Linked DNA regions of Homo sapiens: region 1 is linked to region 2. Evidence: read pairs that join two places in POLR2A ChIA-PET (ENCODE). Cell type or tissue: OCI-LY7. All regions are shown on one strand.

Region 1 (5,000 bases), 1.9 Mb before region 2:
TTAATTTGCATTTCTCTGATGATATTGGTTTAAAATACTTAAAAAATCTTCTTCTTGAACTTTGGGTGCCGTGTTTTCTTTTCTTTGTAACTGTATCTATTGCCTCTTACTTTTTTCTTTGGAAGCCTGTAGGTCCAGGGGCTTCCTCCATCCCTTTCTCTGGCAGCCAAGACTTGGTTCCTTGGATGCTCCTTCCTTGGATCTTGAAGGGATGTATACAATTCATTTTTGGACACAGCAGCAGTAGCAGTGGCGTGCAGTACCGGCAGTGTTTGTGTCCAGCAGGGGTGGCAAGGATGTCCTGCCCAGAACATTCATGTTAGGTTGTTCACTGGGGTGGTCATTTGTCCTTAATTTCACTGTTCATTGTGTGATCTTGTTGGGGTACCAAGTTAACTTCCCACAGTGGAAGCTGAAAAGCCAGATATGAAATCTTAGGCCCTGCACAAACCAAGGGCTGGTCAATGAGATAGACTTACTTGGCATTTTCAATCCAAAGTTAGGAATGCAAAGACATAAGCCAGCAGAGAATTCACTGGCTGTCTGCAGTGGTAACAACCATGGCCTAGTTCCAGGGGCAGCAGTGATGGTGCTGGGGCAGCATCTGAAGTGTTGTCACCTGGGTTTGGGCTAATGCTTCACCACCCAGTGTTCAGCCTCTGAAGCACACGTGCCATCCTAGATTGGTCCTGTGGGAAGAGTTCACGTGTTTCTTTCTTTTTTTTGAGAGAAGGTCTGGTTCTGTTTCCCAGGCTGGAGTGGTGCAGTGGCACAATCTCGGCTCACTGCAACCTCCGCTTCCTGGGCTCAAGTGATCCTCCTACCTCAGCCTGCCGAGTAGCTGGGACCAGAGGTGTGCGCCACCACGCCCAGCTAATATTTTGTGGAGATAAGGTTTCGCCATGTTGCCCAGGCTGGTCTCAAACTCCTGAGCTCAAGCAATCCATCCACCTCGGCCTCCCAAAGTGGTGGGATTACAGGTGTGGGCCACTGCACTGGGCCAAATTCATGTGTTTCTGGCAGTACCTCTTCTTTTTGATCCTGATCATTTTCTGAGCTTGATTCTCCAGTCTTTTCTGTCAATTCTGGAGCTCCCAAAGATGCTGTTGGTAAATTTATTTTCCCTTAAATCAGCCACAGGTAGTTTGTCTAGCATTTAAGTAAGAGCCTGCCTGATGAGTTCTGCATCCTACTCTTTAGATCTTAAATTGGCTAGTGTCTGTGCCTTTTCAACCCTTATCCCCTAGCCACCTCTTAAGTCTAAGTTTTAAGTTTTGCTTAATATAATCCACAATTATTTTACATTCAGTGGAACCAAGATCCCTGACCAATACCATGTGCTTTTGTGAAAACTCTGATGTTTTCCTGGTTTATTTAGAAGGTGAAAGGTCTCTGGAGGTTTGGTGTTTCCTTGTTAGCTGGTGAATCAATTTGCTTGACTATTTAACATTAATTTTGCTGCTGTTAGAATTATCATCTCAGATCTTAAGCTATGGGATGATTGACATACACAGCTTCAACCACATTTTCCGGGGTTTATAAAGTTTTTTTTAGTGCAAAACTGTTGAATTAAAAAGAATCCTTTTGGTTCTACTTCTTTGTTATTTGCTGAAAAGAGTAGTTTTTTCCCCTGGATAATATGAGTGAGATGGTAGCTTTGTGTCTAAAAACAGGAATGAAGTTTTCATGCTCACCTTTTACCCTCTATGTCCCCAGCTCCATGCCCATCTGTGTACTACCCACCGTGTTCTTCAAAGCTTAGCCTGTGCCTACTGCTGACCTCTTTATCACAGGTAGAGATTTTAACACTGAACCCACTGTTAGCTTTGGTTTCTGTGGCTGGGTATTAGTGTTGTTGAACTCAGTGGTACATAACTCTCTGGGGAAAAAAAGCTGCACACCTGGAGAGGAAGCCTGTTCATTCATTTACTGCAGCCCTCGTGAGTAACTTCCTTCTCATCTGATTGTGGCTTTTCTACTGGTGAGCAAACACTTCTTTTTTTTTTTTTTTTTTTTTTTTTTTTTAAGGGAGGAGTATCCATTGGAAATGGGTGGACAAAAACATTTTTTAATTTTCTTTGGCTAGTTGATAATCTTTTGCACATTAGGCAGATGTTTACCTAAATTACAGTTTCAATTTTTATTGAAATTTTACAAAGCCTTTTATACTGTGTATTTTTAGGAATAGTTAATAAAGTGGTGGAATAGAGCATTAGATATCTCAGACTTTCCATTGGCATAATCTGTTCCATATTGCTGAGGGAAATTTTAAGCATTTGAGAGCCTAGTACTGCAAACTCTGAAAAAGAGCTTATAGCAATGCCTTGTAATAGTGTATGAAAGCCTTCATTATCAAGGCACTGATTTAGGTAATAATCTGGAAAAAATAAAGTTGGATCTCTACCTCACTCTTTACACCAAAATAAAAATTCCAGATATATTAAATACTAAAACTTAAAAAATGAAACAAACAAAAAAAAAGATCAGGTAGGAAACAGGAAAGGAAACTTTTTATTTATTTATTTATTTTTAATTAAAAAGTAAACTTTAATGTAGCAAATGCAAACTTGGGGAAGACAGAGAAGATTACACACAAGGCTGTCATTTCACACTTGGAAGGTTGCACAGCACCGGGCAGAGGCGCTCCTCACTTCCCAGACAGGGCAGGGGCCGGGCAGAGGCGCTCCTCACTTCCCAGAGGGTGAAAAGGAAACTTTTTAAACCCCAAAATTGAAAAGAAGTTTGAAAGCACTTCACAAACTCCAGAATTCTTAAGAGGAAAAAATGGATAAATATGACTCTATAAAAATAAAATGGTTCTTTATGGAAAAAATATTAGACACATAATTAGAAGACAATTAAAAACCTGGAAAAATATTTGCAACATATATGATAAAGAACACATCTTATAATATATAAAGAGTATTTAAAAATCAATAAATATCACCTTTCCAGTAGGCAGAAAACATAATTCATAAAAATGGAAAAAAAAGGTCTTTTAGTTTGTAAGGAAAATGCTCAACTTCACTTATAATAAGATAAATGTAAATGTAAACCAATGAATTGTGCAGCTGCACAGACCCAGACTCATGAGATACAAAAGGCCTTAAACTAATATTAGAGTCACTTAGTTTCTTGAAAAGATTTCTTGAAAGTAAAACTGCACAGCACCTTCATCTCCTTGGGAGACTAAGCAACTTCTTAAGTAGATAATTTCTTTGGCCCTCTCACTCACGTGGGTTATGCGTGGATGCCGTGGACAAGCACCAAGGTGCATGTATCACACCGACATTCTTTTATACCTTTGTGTTTATGGTGGTCCAAGACTTGTGTGCCATCTCACAATTTCCCCAGGGCAGGAGCACTGTAGATGAGGCAGATGCAGTGTTCCAATTTTATTTATCTTTGTACTTTCTGAGGAAACAGGACTCTGAGGTCATTGTCCCAGGCATTTCTGGGTTAGCCCAGCTCTGAGATTAGCCATTACTTTGAAGACTGTAATATTGATTAGCAAAGAGCACAGGTGTCATAACACACCATGCTAGGTGAAGGTGTAGTGGAACTGTCACTTTGTCCATTGTTGGTAGGAACTTGGAAGGGTAGTTTGAACATTCCTAGTAAAATTTAAAATGCATATTCTCTTTACTTTGGCAGTTTTGATTATAGGAATTTGTTTTACAGATGTATCCAAAGAACAGTGTAAGAGAATTTACTACAGCTCTGATTATATTAGCAAAATAATGGAAACAACCTAAAAGTTCATCTTCAGGGGCCTAATGAAAGAAAATATGGTAAATCAGTTCACAGAAATACCACACAGTCATTTCAAAAGGAGAGGCAGACCTATATGCTCAAAGATGGAACACTGTTAGAGCCATATTAAATGGAAAAAGCAAGGAATGGAACGGCATGTATAGAAATGAACCTTTGTGAGGAAAGGGAATGTATATACCCTATGATTGTGTTTGCGTGGACTATCCTTGGAAATATGGGCAAGAAACTGTAGCGTTTTTAACGGGAGAACGGGAGAGAGAAAGAGGTTCACTTTTTACTTCAGAGCCTTCTGTATTCTGTGAATTTTTCTTAAAAAGTCACGTGTATGCATTAACTATTCAAAAAATAAAAACATAATAAATATATACATTGAAGAGTTATTGTTGTAGGGTTATTGTGGCTTAGGAGAAAAAAGCACATTTTTCTCTGATGAAATAAAATATTTAACTTATTTAAAAAAAAGGGGTCATAAAACTCTTGTCAAAAAATAGGATAGTTTTACTTCCATTAAGTTGAATTATCATAACAATATTGGACTCCAGAGTTATATGATGGAAATACTGCTGGTGGTTATTTCTGCTGGGCTTAAGTAGAGTCAATAATCACTTTCCTAATTTCTTTCTTCACGTTTCCTGTATAACCCATTGTATAACCCATTGTACACGTTTCCTGTATAACCCATTGTCACGAGCTTCTGAATTGCCACACCCAATCACCACTTTCCAATTGTTACCTTATTCTACCTGTTGGCCCCTTTTGTGGGAGTAATTGTCAAATATGATTTTTTTTCCTTAAACTGATCTCACTCCTTGGCTTTCATGACATTGCTTCAGAATCTCCTTCCTCATTAATCCTTCACCCTCTGCCTGGTACTTTGATTTCTGCCTTGGAAACATCTTTAGAATCTTCTCTCTTATCTTTACCCCAAGGGAATTGCCTGAAGTTCTGCCTCCTACATGGTCCCCTTTTCTGGTATCATCAGCTTCAGTCAAGGTTCGATAAGGTCACTCACCTCTATGTGTGGCTCAGAAACACTCACTGACTCCTTTTGGAGGTTCATGCCAATACTCCAGGTGGCATCTAAGAGCCCTCACACTCTGGTCCTCAGCCTTCTATCAGCCTCCCCCACCCCATGCACCTCCCTACTCAAGTCCTCTTGGTTGCGAGTGCAGAAACCCAGCTGGACCTTGCTTCATTCAAGATGGGACTTTATTGGAAGGATCCTG
Region 2 (5,000 bases):
AGTGCAAATGCAATAGCATGACCTTGGCTCACTGCAACCTCTGCCTCCTGGGTTCAAGCAATTCTCCTGCCTCAGCCTCCCGAGTAGCTGGGACTACAGGTGTGTGCCACCACACCCGGCTGATTTTTTTGTTGTTGTTGTTGTTTTAATAGAGACAGGGTTTCTCCATGTTGGTCAGGCTGGTCTCGAACTCCCAACCTCAGATGATCCAACCACCTCAGCCTCCCAAAGTGCTGGGATTACAGGCATGAGCCACCACGCCATGCCACATAACAATTTTTAATCTGCTTTTTTTTTGTTATTTGACAATAGACTGAGGGCATATTGGCATACATTGAAGGATATGCATGTACCTTATACTTTTAATAACTACATATGACCGGGCGTGGTGGCTCATGCCTGTAATCCCAGCACTTTGGGAGGCCAAGGCGGTGGATCACCTGAGGTCGGGAGTTCGAGACCAGCCTGGCCAACATAGTGAAACCTCGTCTCTACAAAAAAAAACAAAAAACAAAAAAACCAGCCAGGTGTGGTGGCATGTGCCTGTGGTCCCAGCTACTTGGAAGGCTGAGGCAGGAGAATTGCTTGAACCCGGGAGGTGGAGGTTGCAGCTAGCCAAGATCGTGCCACTGCACTCCAGCCTGGGCGACAGAGTGAGACTCTGACTCAAAAAAAAAAAAAAAAAATATGATTTCATCGTATGATTGGTTACACCATAGTTTAACCAGTCTACTGTTGATGAACTTTTATGATTTTTCAATTAGCCTATATAATAAATAATAATACAAGGAACATTCTGGCATATTTATTTTTGGTTAGTTGTGCAGATGTTTCTACAGGGTAAATTTCAAGATGTAGAATTGCTTGATTAAAGAGTATGCACATTCAAGAATTTTGAAACTACCGTCAATTGAAAGATCGTATAAAAGTACTTGTCCAGTCACAGAAGGTGAGGGCCAGTTTCACCTCACTAACAGTGGGCATTCTTAGTCTTTGTGAATTGTATTTTTCACATCTTTTGCTCATTTTTCCATTGGAGTACTAATTTTTTATTTAGTAAAAAAATTAGAAAAAAATTAGAAAAATTATATAGAAAAGAAAAGAAAAAAGAAGTAGTTGGGGCAAAGGCAGGGGACAGAAAGGGCTTTATCTTTATCTCCCTTAATCCCCATCAGCTCCCCTCTGGCCATCCTCCTTCCCTCCTCTCATCAGTATTCAAATACATAATTACATAAAATTTCTGTTGTTTAGCAGTAAAATGTGTAAATAAAAGTGTCTTTGGAAAGCTCCAGTTTGTGCACGATTTCAATGGAAAGGTTGTGCGTGCTATTTAAATATAGGTGGGAGGAAAGCCCCTCAGGCCTCCTCTGGAGTGGCGGTCGGCTGGAGGGGAGCAATCCCTCTAAAAGGTAACCTGGATCCCCAGCCATGGTGGGCAAGCCTAGCTCTGGGGTGGGACACTGGTGGAGGGAATGTGAGGAGTTTCCCCGTCTGTAGCAAACCCTCAGATCCATGAGACCCTGTGTGCCTTCCAAACACCCAATCACCTGTCACCAGCATCACTTGTAAATGACAAAAGGAGGTGCAGAGTATCTGCTTGAAATGCCACACCCAGCCCTGGCTTGCAGCCTCACCAGTGAGGACCTGGGAGGAGAAAAGAGGTGCACCCTACTGGTGATGGGTGTGCGAGCAACGGTCCGGCCAACCCTTTGCTCATCTCCTGGGCAAGCTTGAAGCCCCTAGTTGCAAACCTCAGTCAATCCATCTCCTTAGTTGGATTGACTTAGTTACAGGATGAAACTTCCTTGTTCTGGGAGATAGATAAGAGCTGTGTTCCAGAGAAGGAGTGCAGTTGGCCTGGGAGCAGAGGAGCAGCCCTGGGAGCAGAGGAGCAGCCCTGGGGCACGGGGAAGGGAGGAGAGGATCCTGTGTTCCTAGGAAGGATGTGTCTATTACAGGGTGATATATTGTGCTTTGTTTTGAGAAGAAGATTTTAGTTTTACGGTGCGGATGTGGGTTTCAACACCATAATGGGTTAACTTCTGCACAGAAAATTTGAAAACTAGAGGCTTTGCTCCATCTTCAAAAATTTAATGAAAATGTATCTACTAGGTATTAAATCACTTCCCTGCTGCAAAGCTCAGCCCATCAGATTTTACAGAAGCTGTGGAGGATGAATTGTGTTCCAAGGACAGAGATGTATTCTGGCTTTCCACTGGGCCCAGCCACAACCTGAAGCCGGCAGAGGAGAGTCCTTCTCTCCCAGGTGTCCCCCACACCTGCAGGACACAGGGTGTGCCTTCAGGTCAGTCAAAAGAGGTCCTTTAAACTTTTTCATTTCTCAATATATTTGTTTAGACAGAAGACCCTTTTTACAGATGTAGTCACTGAGCCCTGAGGGCTGCCGTACCCAGGCCAAGGTCATGTGGACTTGAGGCCAGAAGGCACAGCAAGAGGACAGGAGGCCAGTTGTCTTTCTTTGGCACTGGAAGACTTCCCAGTGTTCTGGTTGTCCTAACACCAGTGTCTCTCCTCCATGTCCCTTAGCTAAGTGCTTTAATGGAGACAGAGCAACCCAGGATAGCCACACCAAAGGCCCTGGCCTCAGAGGCTCAGCCTGCTGCTGGCTGGGGAAGGTGGCTGACAGAGGCTTCCAGCCCCCAGCTCCCTACAGGTCGCTGTCCTATGGACTGGGCCAAACCTCCCTGGGCACACCCCACCCCTACCTCCCACCCAAACCAAGTGCGCAGTGCCCTGAGAGCCTGCACTGTGAGAGACAGCCTGAACTAGAATGGCCTGCTGAGCACTCTAACATCAAGACTCAATTGCTGCCTCCTCCCCGGGCCCCTCAGCGGGAACCGGTTGTTCTTGTGCTTCTATTGGAGCAACTAATTACATCTATTATTGGAACAATTAATTTGTTGTCCATGTGACTGTTCCACTGTGGGCTCCTGGAAGGCAGGACCTATTTCATGTACCTCTTTGTAACCCTAGATGGAAAGCAACTTGCCCAGCACAGGAGGGCCCAAGTGACGCTTTTCCCGTGCCACCCCTTCTCTGGGCAGTTTCCTTTAGGCGTGGTCCCCCTCCTGAGGCACCACAGTGCCACCCAGTGGCAGAATTGCAGTACTGAGCTCTCCGGGGAGGGCTCTTCTGCCCCACACCCTGCTGGGGGCTACTTACAGCAGGGGTTGAAGGCGAGTAAGGGGTCACCGTCCTGGCAGGGCCCTCCTGCATGCCACAACTAAGGTCCAAATGGGGTTGAAATGGCAGAGAAACACAGCCAGTGCCTTTGTGGGCTCCATGTATTGCGGTATCTGCTTGAGGCTCATGCGGTTTCTCTCCCTGTCCTTTTTTTTTGTAGAGACAGAGGTATCCCTATGTTGCCCAGGCTGGTCTTGAACTCCTGGGCTCAAGCAATCCTCTCACCTCGGACTCCCAAAGTTCTGGGATTACAGGCATGAGCCACCCCGCCCAGTCCTAGTTTGTATTATTATTCCTTAGAGAACAACACTGCTGGAGGCAAGGGGCATGTCTGATCCATTTTATCCTCACAGGCTGGTCTGTGGCAAAAACTTAAAAGTACTGCATCTATGCAATGCATAGGAACAGCCAGCCTTTGATTGGGTCTTAGCAGAGGGAGTCAGGGTGAAGCACATAGGGTCTGGCATGAGAAGACCTCCATCCCAGTCCTGCCTGACACTTTCTCACTGTGTGGCCGTGGGCATGTCCCACCCTTTTCTGGGCCTCAGTTTCCCCATTAGTAAGTCAAAGGAGTTGCACTAGACTGTTACAAGGCTGCTCTGATCCTCCTGGGACCTCAGGACTCCTGATCTCAGAGGATGGCCTAGTTTTTCTTCTCTGAACCATTCCTACCCTCAAGCCTTTTCCTCGGATTGGCAAGACTTAGTTACAGGATGAAACTTCCTTGTTCTGGGAGATAGATAAGAGCTGTGTTCCAGAGAAGGAGTGCAGTTGGCCTGGGAGCAGAGGAGCAGCCCTGGGGCATGGGGAAGGGAGGAGAGGATCCTGTGTTCCTAGGAAGGATGTGTCTATTACAGGGTGATGCCAGGGAGCAGAGATGCCTCAGGCCTGGATTCAGATGGAGAACAGAAAGGGGGCCCCAGCTGTGCCAAAAGGGGATAGGGCCACCACTACACACTAGAGGAGATGGACAGTGGGCGGGGAGAGTGGCAGGGACACAAAGTGAGCTTTCAGCATTTGCATCCTGTGTCCAGCCAACAAATGTGTGGCATTGCTCCCAATAGCGAGGGAAGTGACTTCAAAGATGAGTAAATGGAGTGATTCTTCACCTGGGGAGGAGGGCGGCCCAGCTCTCCGGGAGGAATGCCAGAATATCAAATGGGGCTGGGAGGCTTTTAAAGATAAAAAGAAACATTCAATAAATCTAGGATTTTAATAAAAATAACAACCAAATACAAAGCTCAGCCAGTTCTCTCAGAGATGCACAAAAGCTGGAGTGAGAGAGTGTTGCAGTAGGAGCCTTGGTTTAAATCTCGAGAAGAGGCTGGGGACGATGGCTCATGTCTGTAATCCCAGCACTTTGGGAGGTCAAGGCGGGAGGATCACCTGAGGTCAGGAGTTTGAGACCAGCTTGCCCAACATGGCAAAACCCCGTCTCTACTAAAAATACAAAAAATTAGCCGGGCTTGATGATGGGCGCCTGTAATCCCAGCTACTTTGGAGGCTGAGGCCGGAGAATCACCTGAACCTGGGAGGCAGAGGTTGCAGTGAGCCGAGATCGCACCACGGCACTCCAGCCTGGGTGACAAGAGGGAAACTCTGTCTCAAAAATAAATAAATAACTAAAAATAGGCCGGGCGCTGTGGCTCTTGCCTGTAATCCCAGCACTTCGGGAAGCCGAGGCAGGCATATCACCTGAGGTCAGGAGTTCGAGACCAGCCTGACCAACGTGGTGAAACCCTGTCTCTACTAAAAATACAAAAATTAGCCGGCCGTGATGGCACACGCCTGTAATC

The links. Peaks named below come from ENCODE experiments on the same cell type or tissue, not always from the same donor. Only the 100,000 strongest peaks of a DNase experiment are listed, where the experiment ranks them.
Region 1: POLR2A ChIA-PET joins it to region 2 with 10 read pairs; 2 of 35 experiments call an interaction of 5 or more read pairs at or near these places.

The regions. Positions count from the first base shown.
Region 1 is chr10:84,652,987-84,657,986 of GRCh38, forward strand. No RefSeq gene overlaps it. Among named protein-coding and RNA genes, the nearest start is that of CCSER2, 330 kb to the left of the region's middle. In OCI-LY7, no CTCF peak of the experiment used is centred here; a DNase peak (open chromatin) is centred at 1,885; H3K4me3 peaks cover 477 bases; H3K27ac peaks cover 603 bases.
Region 2 is chr10:86,582,524-86,587,523 of GRCh38, forward strand. No RefSeq gene overlaps it. Among named protein-coding and RNA genes, the nearest start is that of WAPL-DT, 63 kb to the left of the region's middle. RefSeq lists enhancers at 2,207-2,708, 2,950-3,009. In OCI-LY7, CTCF peaks have their summits at 1,673, 3,114 (motif pointing left) and 3,342; DNase peaks (open chromatin) are centred at 1,648 and 3,098.